Linked DNA regions of Mus musculus: region 2 is linked to region 1. A link is a loop called in an ENCODE intact Hi-C map of the cell type or tissue named here. Cell type or tissue: heart. All regions are shown on one strand.

Region 1 (5,000 bases):
CTGGCTTACAGGTTCAGCGGTTCAGTACATTATCATCATAGTAGGAAGCCTGATAGTGTTCAGACAGGCATGGTGCTGGAGAAGGAGCTGAGAGCTCTACATCTTAATTAGAAGGCAGCCACCAGAGACTGTGTCTTGCAGGAGGCAGAGCTTGAGCGCTAGCAGATGGTTTGCTCATGTGGCTTATGGGGGGAAAAGCATCCTTGTAACCTAAAAGTATAAACTGAAACAGTAAATGATGGAGAAGAAACTGTAAAGCTTTATCAGGAGAAAGAGAGCTAAGATTGGTTATGGGGTGGGAAGGCAGAGCAGTACAGAGTAAGCAAACCTCTTATGGAAGAACATGGCCTATAGGACTTCCACAGCTAAGGAGAAATCGGTGAGTGGCTTTAAACTTTAATTACAGGATGACTTTCTTCTGGGGAAATAATTCAACTGTTGACTTTAGGTTGGAGGTAAATACTAAAGCTGTAAAGGTTCTGTGGCTCTTAAAAAGTGTATTGCACGTCCCCCTTGATGGCAGATTATCTGCTTAATAAGTGTTTTCACCGAATATTTTGAGCTCATTGTTGAGATACACTGCTCAGAAAATTAAAAATATATACATTATTTTCAAATTATTGCTTCTAGGTTAATGTACCTAGTTACCCCAAAGCTTCAGTGCAGGTGTCTAGTGAGATTGATATTCTTTTCATGGCCATGGAGCAAGGAGTCACTTTGGTTGTTACATCTTTTTGTTTAAGAAATACATTCTAGGGAGATAGCGGAGAGTGAGCTCAGAGGTTATGAGATCACTCTTCTCTTGCACAAGATCTGAGTTCAGCTCTGAGCACCCATATTGTGTGGCTCAGCCTTGTCGGATAGAGTAGTGATCTCTTTCTTTGCAAACCAGAACTTGTGTTTATTTTTAACACGTTTCTATAGGTGCCTCCTCTTCTGCCAGCCAGGAGCTTGACTGAGCAGCCATCAGCTTCAAAGCAAATCCTCTATCAAGAGAAAGGTACTGTGCTGAGAATTCAGTCAAAATATTTAAACATTTTGATATTTATACTCTGTTTAGACATGATGTATACTTACTGGACCACAACACAGAAACCAGAAAAAAAAATTAAAATTTTCTTAATTGCAATATTTATCACTATGGACTGGATCCAAGCCTAGCTTAGACATGATACAACACACCTGTATTGTTTCCAAACAAGGCAGCTGAGTTATATGAAAAGTGGGGATTCACGTGTAAGATCTGAGTGTGTCCAATAAGTCGGTTCTCCTGTCTGTACTATCATTAGATTATTTACCATCTACTAGGTGGTAAGACACAGTATTTTCATGAACAGATGTCTCACAACAGGGAATTTCCAGAAAGCCAAATAACAAGCGAACCTTTTCCTCCCCTGGAATTAGCTCTGGTGATTACAAAACAACCAAACAAACAAACAAAAAAAAAAATTACTCCACAGAAAAAAATTCGAAGGACATACAAAGCACTTGGTAAACACACTATTGAAATCCTCAGAGGAGAGACTTTTATGTCTACTGAAGATAGAATTCTCCCTTTGGAAAAGATACTGGGAGGCCTGCTTCAGCATAGCTGTATAATTTTTTTTCTCTTAAAACGTTTAAACATTTAAAGCCTTAGTAATTTTCTTGGCAAGAATAAATTTCTCTCTGGCTTCATTTTTCTCAGTTCCTTTTGAAGACATCGTCTCTGCCTTTTTTTTTTTTTTTTTTTTTTTTCCTTAGCAGATCGAATTCTTTTGGTTTAGTGGATTAATTGTATATTTGTTTGGGTATTATAATTGCTCAGCATCGTGAATTCCGTTTTATGTAACTTTCTGCCTTTTTATGAAAACCACAACTCACATCAAGCCTACCGCTCTGGCAAAGAGCCCCGCCCTCTCTGGCAAGAGGTCCCGCCCCTTCTTTCGGGCCCCGCCCATCCTGCATTTGCTAAAGCCACGGGAGGCGGGGAAAAGAGAGAGGCACAACCACCGCGAGACTTAAACCGTCTTCTACCGGGACCTCAGGGACGGGACATGCGCAGAGGTGCTTTTTGAAGCCAACACCGGAAAGAGGGGCGGAGCGTCCCGACTGGTCCTGCGCGTTCGCCTGGAGCGAGCGCTCCTGCTGGCCTCCTCAGCTGGCGCTGGCGGCTTCCGGCCTGGGTGCCAGGCTTCACCCAGCGTGCAGCGCGCATGCGCAACTCCCGCAGGTGAGTGTGGCGACTGTGGGCCCGGGATCTGCAGCCTGCGAGGAGGGCCGGGCCCGGCGACAGGTGCCTGCAGAGCGGCTGAGGTAGGTGAGGGTGCGTGCGGGCTCTGGGGTTAGAGTCGCGGCGGAGGGAGGCTGGCTCTGCGCGTCAGGGAAACTCCGAGGGCTCCTGCGCAGCTCCGGGATCCGGAGTGATCGGCCCTGCGAGGCCCCGCGGCTCGGCCCCAGCCCGGACGTGGGCCGAGCCCTTCTCGCGTGGGACGGGTGCTTGCTGCCCACGCTTGCGTGCTGAGGCCCTGTCACGAGCTGTCCCTCCGGCTCCTTCTTCGAGGATAACTTGCCTTGCAGGCTGGCGGTGCGTGGGACGACAGGTAGCTGGGAGGGATGCAGAGGCCGCCAAGTTAGGCTGGCAAACTCTCAAGCATTACAGTCGCCTGCAGAAGCGCCCTGGCTCCTGTGCATTGTGTGCACTTTGACGCTGCAGGTAGCGCTAGGTTGGTGAACGAAGATGTTGGTTTCTGGTTAAGGTACCCTGTGGGAGGAACGGTATTGTTTACAGTCTTGCCTTTTCACCGTGGTGCCTTTTAATCCACTTGGCTTGAATTTATCATGGCAAGTCTATGTTTTTCTCCTACGTGTTTGCCTTTGCTCCTGTATTTGCCTAGGTCCCATGATCGCTAACACCACTTTATTCTTTGTCTAAGCTTTTACTCTTTGTCTCAGTTAGGGTTTTACTCCCGTGAATAGACACCATGACCAAGGCAAGTCTTATAAAGGATGACATTTAATTGGCACTGGCTTACAGGTTCTGAGGTTCAGTCCATTGTCATCAAGGTGGGAGCATGGCAGCATCCAGGCAGGCATGGTGCAGAAGATGCTTAGAACTCCACATCTTCATCTGAAGCCTGCTAGCAGAATACTGGCTTCCAGGCAGCTCTTGCAGTCACACACTTACTGCAACAAGGCCACACCTATTCCAATTGGTCCAAACCTTTGAATAGTGATACTCCCTGCCAATCACACTGTTAATCCATAAAACTAGTGTGTGTGTGTGTGTGTGTGTGTGTGTGTGTGTGTTCTTCCCTCCTCTGTATAAGGATCGATCGAAGTTTTGTTAACGCTTTGGGATTGTCAAGCTCATTGGAATTAAAAGAGCAGTGGTGTGGGGTTAAATACAACTAACATGTGAGACAGGCATTTATTTCTGATGTAGTGAGAGGTTTGTCTTCCTAGTTGTTGGCCATCAAGTATAGTATTATAATTTGTCTTCTTTAATGGGATTGTTTCTTAACTGAAAATTTCTACCAAACATGAGTGAAACTGTCACAGCATTTGATACATGAGATCATGGTTAAAGTGTTTCTTACCTGTTAGTTTTGTCCTTGAGGTGACCAATTACCAATCCCTTCTGATGGGAAGACACAGTGGGGTGTTCTTGTTGCAGCAGCTTGGTCACACCTTGTTGCTCACACCTGGGTAGATAAGAAAACAGACAGGATAGGAAACAAGACTGGTCCCCCAGGCTCAGCAACCAGCATCGGACTCCCTACTCCTAGGCCCCATCTCAGTTCTGACATGTAATCTGTGAGGAGCTTTTATAGCCAAAGCACAGCAGCTATTACTTGACTTAAGTCTTCTTATCAATTTACCTATTTTGAAGAGTTCACATTATATAACAGACTTAAGTTTTGTGTAAGGGCTACTGAGGAATGTGCCTAGTATCACAGGGTTATTGTTAAGATAAGGAACTGGGTTAGGATGTGCTTCATGAAATGAGGATATTTTCACTGTGAATGAAAGTCAGAGTCTTGTGTGTGAGAGTCCTAGAAAATATCCAGTAGAGGAGTGAGGCCCAGCCTAGGTTTGTGCACATTAGGGCTGTAAGCCTGAATATTGCAATGTTTATGTTTTTGTTTGGAACTATTTCCTCATAAAAGATATATCACCTCAGTGTTGGTAACCTTCACAGCAGATGTACATTGTTAATTTTCCTGGAGTCTAGATTTGCAGTTAGCCAGAGGCTTTAACCAGACTTGACTGTATGGACTCTATTCTCTTAGTTTTCCTGTCTTTATCCTGCCTCACACCAACTATTCCATTTGTCATTTAGAATTCACATTTACTTATCAAGAAAGTGGAAGCGTGAAAATGAGCAGCCGAAGGAAACGTGCTCCCCCGATGAAGGTCGATGAAGAAAGGCAACAGCAGCTTCACTGGAACATGCATGAGGACCTGAGGAGTGAGCCGCTCACCATGACGGTCGGGGAACAGGCCTGTTCAGATGCAGACTCTTCTTCTGATTGCATCATCATCGATGAAGGCCCTCCTGAGAGTGCACTTCACAGAGATAAGAAGAGGCGTTCAGAGACTGTGAGCGTCTTAGAGGCCACCGAGGAAGAGACCCGTTTGTCTGTGACTTTGAATGTTACAGTTTCTCCCTATCGTGTGGATAATTCTTGGAAAGCATTTCTGGGAGATTTTGCTCTTCAGCTTCTCCCCAAAGAGAGTTTAGTTGAACATTTTTCTGAAAGGACTTTTACATTGAGTCCTTCAGAGTCAAGCAGTCAGTTCCTGATCTATGTTCATTCAGAATGTAAAAATGTAGAGAAACAAGAAAATGTTCTTGAAGGATCAGCCGGTGTTTGTAGCAAGGGAATCCGAGTGGAATCCTCCTTCAGTAGTGACATGTTACAGGATTTGGCCTGGCTACAGAAGAGAAGAGGAATAAAACTCTACCAGAGACCAGACGGCACTCACACAATCAAGGTACTCAGGGTCTGTGGTGTTGT
Region 2 (5,000 bases), 200 kb after region 1:
TTCTTCCTTTGTTGACTTAGTAAAAGTGATTTCAGATCTCTGGGAAGACGACAGGACAATGTCGGGGTGTCGTTTTCCTCCCTCCTAGGTCCAGTGTGGGTCTCAGCCTCTCGCGAGCCCCGAATGCCCGCTTCCTGCGGCTGCAGCTCCACGGCGCCTGGGAACCCTGATCCCACGGCCGCGTGACCGGGCCACAAACGCGCGGCGCTGCACGTCTCGCGCCGCCCCGGAGCTCGCGCCGCCGCCGCTGCCGCTCGCCAGGCTCCCAGGACTCGGGCCACCGCCATGCTCTTCCGCTTCGGCGTGGTGGTGCCGCCCGCGGTGGCCGGCGCTCGGCAGGAGCTGCTGCTCGCCGGCTCGCGGCCCGAGTTAGGGCGCTGGGAGCCGCACGGCGCCGTGCGTCTCAGGCCCGCGGGTACCGCGGCGGGCGCCGCTGCGCTGGCGCTGCAGGAGCCCGGCCTGTGGCTCGCCGAGGTGGAGCTGGAGGCGTACGAGGAGGCCGGCGGGGCGGAGCCGGGCCGCGTTGACACGTTCTGGTACAAGTTCCTGCAGCGCGAGCCTGGAGGCGAGCTGCACTGGGAAGGTACTGCGCTCCCCGGCCCGAGGCCCGCACCCCGCAGCTCCCCGTGCACCCCGGCCGCGGCCTCGGGGGCGCGCAGCCCGCAGCTCGCGCGCCCCCGCAGCTCCCCGTGCACTTAACTGTTGGCCACCGCTCGCCCACCATCTTGACCCTACCCGGTTGCACAGCGATGCCCTGGTCCGGATCAAGACCCAGTTCCGAGGGTCTCCTGCCTTAGGCCTCTCTCTAATCCACTCCGAAGTGGCCCACCCCACACTACAAGGGGCCGCTTGCTGGAGGGAATTTTCCCTTAGATTTTTGAGACCGAATCGTGGGAAATAGCAAGCTCCTCCCCCAAAGTCAGGTCACCGCGATAGAAGACAATTGAGACATGACTTGATTTCTTAAAATATGTAAAGAGTAATATCGGTTGTAAAGAAATAATAAAAGTAAATAGCCACTTGTGATAGCACAAATCTGTAATCTCAGTACTTGGGAGGTTGAGGCAGGAGGATTGCTGGGAGTTCCCAGCCAGCCAAGGCTACAAAGTGAGAACTTGTTCCACAAAAATATTATAATAAGAATATATGATTGAAAGCAGCATTTCCACCATACAAAACCTAAACATATTGCCTGCATGCGCGCGTGTGTGTGTAACTGTTTGAACAAATATTGTACAATATATAATTTTGAGTATTTATTTTTTCTTTAACAATATTAATATAGCTCAGACTTATTTGCATACAGGTGTGTTTTACTTTTTAAGTGAAAAAAAAAAATACTGTGCAGCTGTTACTGTGCATTAAGGTTCCTTTTGGTTTTCGAGATTCTTGGATTGGAATCCAAGTGCGGTTTTCTTTCTAGCATTTGGAAATGTTTCTGTACAATGGATTTGGACAAGCCAAAATGTCGCCACTTTACGTTTCAGTAAGGAATGTGTTGAAAAATCCGTAGCAGCGTGTCCACCGACCACGCTGGGTGGATCGAGACAGCCTTTTCTGTGAAGGCAATGGGCGTGGTGGCAAACTGAACGTGTGTGGCTCAGTGGTTCTCAGAGTCCCGTGGAGGGAATGAATGCTTCTTGAGAAATTCGTATGGGCAGACAACCAGGCCATTAGCCAGTTCTTGTGGAAAACAAGAATGCAGAATAACAAAAAAACGAGACCCAAGAAAAGCACGTGGTTTACTGGGATCTGTTTATTCCCTTTGCTGGTCTTTTTGGCCACTCTTGGGTTTGATGGTCAGCTAGCACTTCATTATGTCAGATGTGAGAGCTGCCTGCCTTTGGCTGTCCTCCCTTTGCAGTGCATTTCTACTAATGTCACTGTGTCCTTTTTCCACAGTAAAATTACATCTGATAATTTTAATAACGGTGCGTGGTGTACTAGAGCACCCATTTCCAGGTCTCCTCCTTTATCAGCGTTTCTAATACCCCCAAAGTGCTGATGGTTGGGTTGCTATTTCTTAATGCATTCACTTTAACTTGTCTGTTTTCAATTTTTCTGCAGGTTACCACATACATTATATGTAGCTTGCAAAAAAGAGTATCTATTGACACCTACTGGAAATGCATAAAATTAGCAACTGTACATGCTATAAAATATAAAGAATTTAGTCCATTATCCCTGCTGGCTTTAATACCCTTATTTTAAATTATAGATGTGATATTGACTTTTATTTTATAGAGTTCATTTTATCCTATTAGAGACATTTCTTTTTAAAAAAGATTTCTAAAATAATACACACACCCCACTTATTCTCTGTACTCTGACTTGTTTTTTGAGTTAAGTTTCATGTGTTCATGTTCTGTTTTCTCAGTTATCAGGACCTTCTTGTAGATGGGTAGGTTGGTTCTGAGGATTGGAAATTAACAAGGAGATGCTGTCTTTAAGAGCATGGATAACTGTGTGGGAGGGGCTAAACTGTCTAACCCAGGAATATGGTTTGTTAGACCAGGGCAGATTAATGTGAGGCAATGCATGTACAGGTAGCCTGTAGCTGGTAGCATCCCTCCTTCCTCAGCTTCCAGAGTGCTGTGAAAGTTGTGAACCACTGTGCTTAGTACTTTTGCTATTGTCATTGCAAACCAAGACCTTGTACTCGCAGTCAAAAAAAAAAAAAAAAGGAGGCCTGGTATGGTGATGTATGTCTTAAAGCCCAGCACTCAAGAGTTCAAAAGCCAGCCTGGTGTACAAAGTGAGTTCCAGGATATCCAGAGCTACATAGAGACCCCATCTCAAAAACACCAAATTACTAAGTAAATAAAAGGGGGAAAATGAATTTCCAGAAGCAGACTCTGTCTCTGGATGAGTAAAGTCTCATTTCTTCACTATACTATAATACTAGCATTTTTACACAGGAGTACGCACCCAGTCCCCAGCAACCCTGAGCCAAAGAGGTTGGTTTCCTCATTAGCACAGACTAGAAAACCAGAACATAGTGGAGGTTCTTAGACTCTGCTGAGGAAGGTGGACAGAAGAAAAGGGAGAATTAAAAAGTGGACGCTTAAGGAAACTGAGGTAGAGCTGGAGAGATGGCTCAGCGGTTAAGAACACTGGCTGCTTGTTCTTCCAGAGGTCCTGAGTTCAATTCCCAGCAACCACATGTCTAGAGTAGACATACTGAGGATCCAGTATATGCTGGAGTTGGTCCATGGAGGTCGAGATTTATAAGCCAACTTATGTGAGTTTTTTTTTTCCCCTCTCTTCCTCTTGGGCAGACTGATTTACATAGGACCACCATATATTTTATTGAATAAGAGACAAGTGCCGTCCCTTTTGGCAGCCAGCAAGTTGAGAGCCCATCAGTTGTATAGGAACACTGAAGCTAGGAAGGTGAGTTGGTCTTGAAGGAGTGGTAGGGCCAAGGTTGACTGTTGGATGGTTTCTGCCAACTGGGTAGAGATCTACTGACATAAATATAAACTGTGACACCCCCCAGTGCCCCCCCCCAGCTCTGCATCCAGATCTCTATCAGCTACTGAGGTTGCCAAACCTATCCTACTCATGACTGAGAAAGTCACAGTCCACTGGTTTCTGTGTGTGATTTGGAGCAGAATGTAAACTTCCTCATTGATGTGTAGGGTGATTTGAAGAAGCATGGAGGCGCATATGGCATTCCTCCGTGATGTAGAGGGTGAGTTAGGGATTAGTTATTACTGTGGAATACAAAGGTGGCTCTTCTTCACTCAAGACTCTAAAACTATCTTATTTGAAATATAAAGTACAAAAACATAAGCTTCCACAAAATGTACAACATTGTAACTCTGCCAGACTTCCAGACAAAATTAGGAGTATTCAATCCATCATCCTTCCCAGACCAGTCAGAAGTTCTTAGATATGAATAACTTCCCGACACTGTGTCATCAGGAAAAACATCCAGTTGTATACCTTAGGACTGAAACTGAGTTTTTAAAAAAAGACCTAGGAAAGGAGTAGGGGAGTCTGCTGTTGCGAGCACAGCGCAGCAGTGTATGTTAGGGAGTGAGGAGGTGGAGAATCCGTCAGTTCTGTTCCTGGCAAGGGTTTACTTCAGAGGAATCATTATTTAGGCCGAGGCTAATATATATTCAAGAATGTAAACTTCTTTTCCTTTGGATTATCTGAAGACAAACTCTTAAAGTAGATGACTAAAACTACAGCCAAATCTGTCCCAGTGCTACATAAAAGGCAATGGAATCTAGACAAACCTGCCAGTTGTAAATTAAGGTTTATTTGAAAGGAAGGGGATAGATGGATGAAGGAAATTTTATTCTATACTCGCATATTCACAAAGTAGAACATTTTATATTTAAACTCCTTTTTTATTTATAGTATCTTTGCTCAACTACATCTACCTTACTAGAATTACATTTTACCCATTCATTTTAAACATTGAGAAAGAAAATGTACTTTTTAATTTAAACAAAAGTCAAACCCAATCCACTCTTAGTCCAGGCTTTCAGGTGTGTAGGGACTACAGTCAGGTCTAGAGAGCAATAGATGAGTCTTACCACACAATGCTAATATTTCATCTTTGGTCTAGCCATCTAGAAGGTCACCATCCAATATTAAACAATTAATCTACTGAACAGCAGCAATAACGACATTTGTCTCTTTAAAAGGAAAATCAACTTAAAGTTTGTACAGATGAAACACTAAAAATATTTTATCTATCAAAACATCCCTGTGGGTCTCACCTCTGCAAGACTGACATAATTTAATTACTTAATATAAAATAGAAAAATAGGCTCAGTTTGTATCTAAAAGAATGCTGAACTGGAGGGTATTGTCCTCAGAGACTAGGAGAAGAAGGAAAATTCTGGAGGAATGGATGAAGGCAGTGGAAAGGCTTAGTTTAGCCAATATCCTTGCCCAATAAAGGGGCTGGGCAGCTAGGTATGAAGAAGAAGACACGGACTATCAGATGGCTGCAGAGGGAACAGTGGAGGGGACCTATGACT

Evidence for each region. Peaks named below come from ENCODE experiments on the same cell type or tissue, not always from the same donor. Only the 100,000 strongest peaks of a DNase experiment are listed, where the experiment ranks them.
Region 2: it touches region 1 in a loop (3-fold over the local background); 3 of 42 quality-filtered maps call a loop at or near these places.

Annotation. Positions count from the first base shown.
Region 1 is chr10:11,147,292-11,152,291 of GRCm38, forward strand. Shprh (SNF2 histone linker PHD RING helicase) reads left to right here and starts at 2,139. Exons shown (of 30, transcript NM_001077707.1): 1 at 2,139-2,295; 2 at 4,322-4,977. The coding sequence starts at 4,360. In heart, a CTCF peak has its summit at 2,129; a DNase peak (open chromatin) is centred at 2,090; H3K4me3 peaks cover 2,182 bases; H3K27ac peaks cover 963 bases.
Region 2 is chr10:11,343,186-11,348,185 of GRCm38, forward strand. It overlaps Epm2a (epilepsy, progressive myoclonic epilepsy, type 2 gene alpha), which reads left to right and starts at 260. Exons shown (of 4, transcript NM_010146.2): 1 at 260-583. The coding sequence starts at 286. In heart, a CTCF peak has its summit at 2,120 (motif pointing left); a DNase peak (open chromatin) is centred at 546; H3K4me3 peaks cover 1,284 bases; H3K27ac peaks cover 1,097 bases.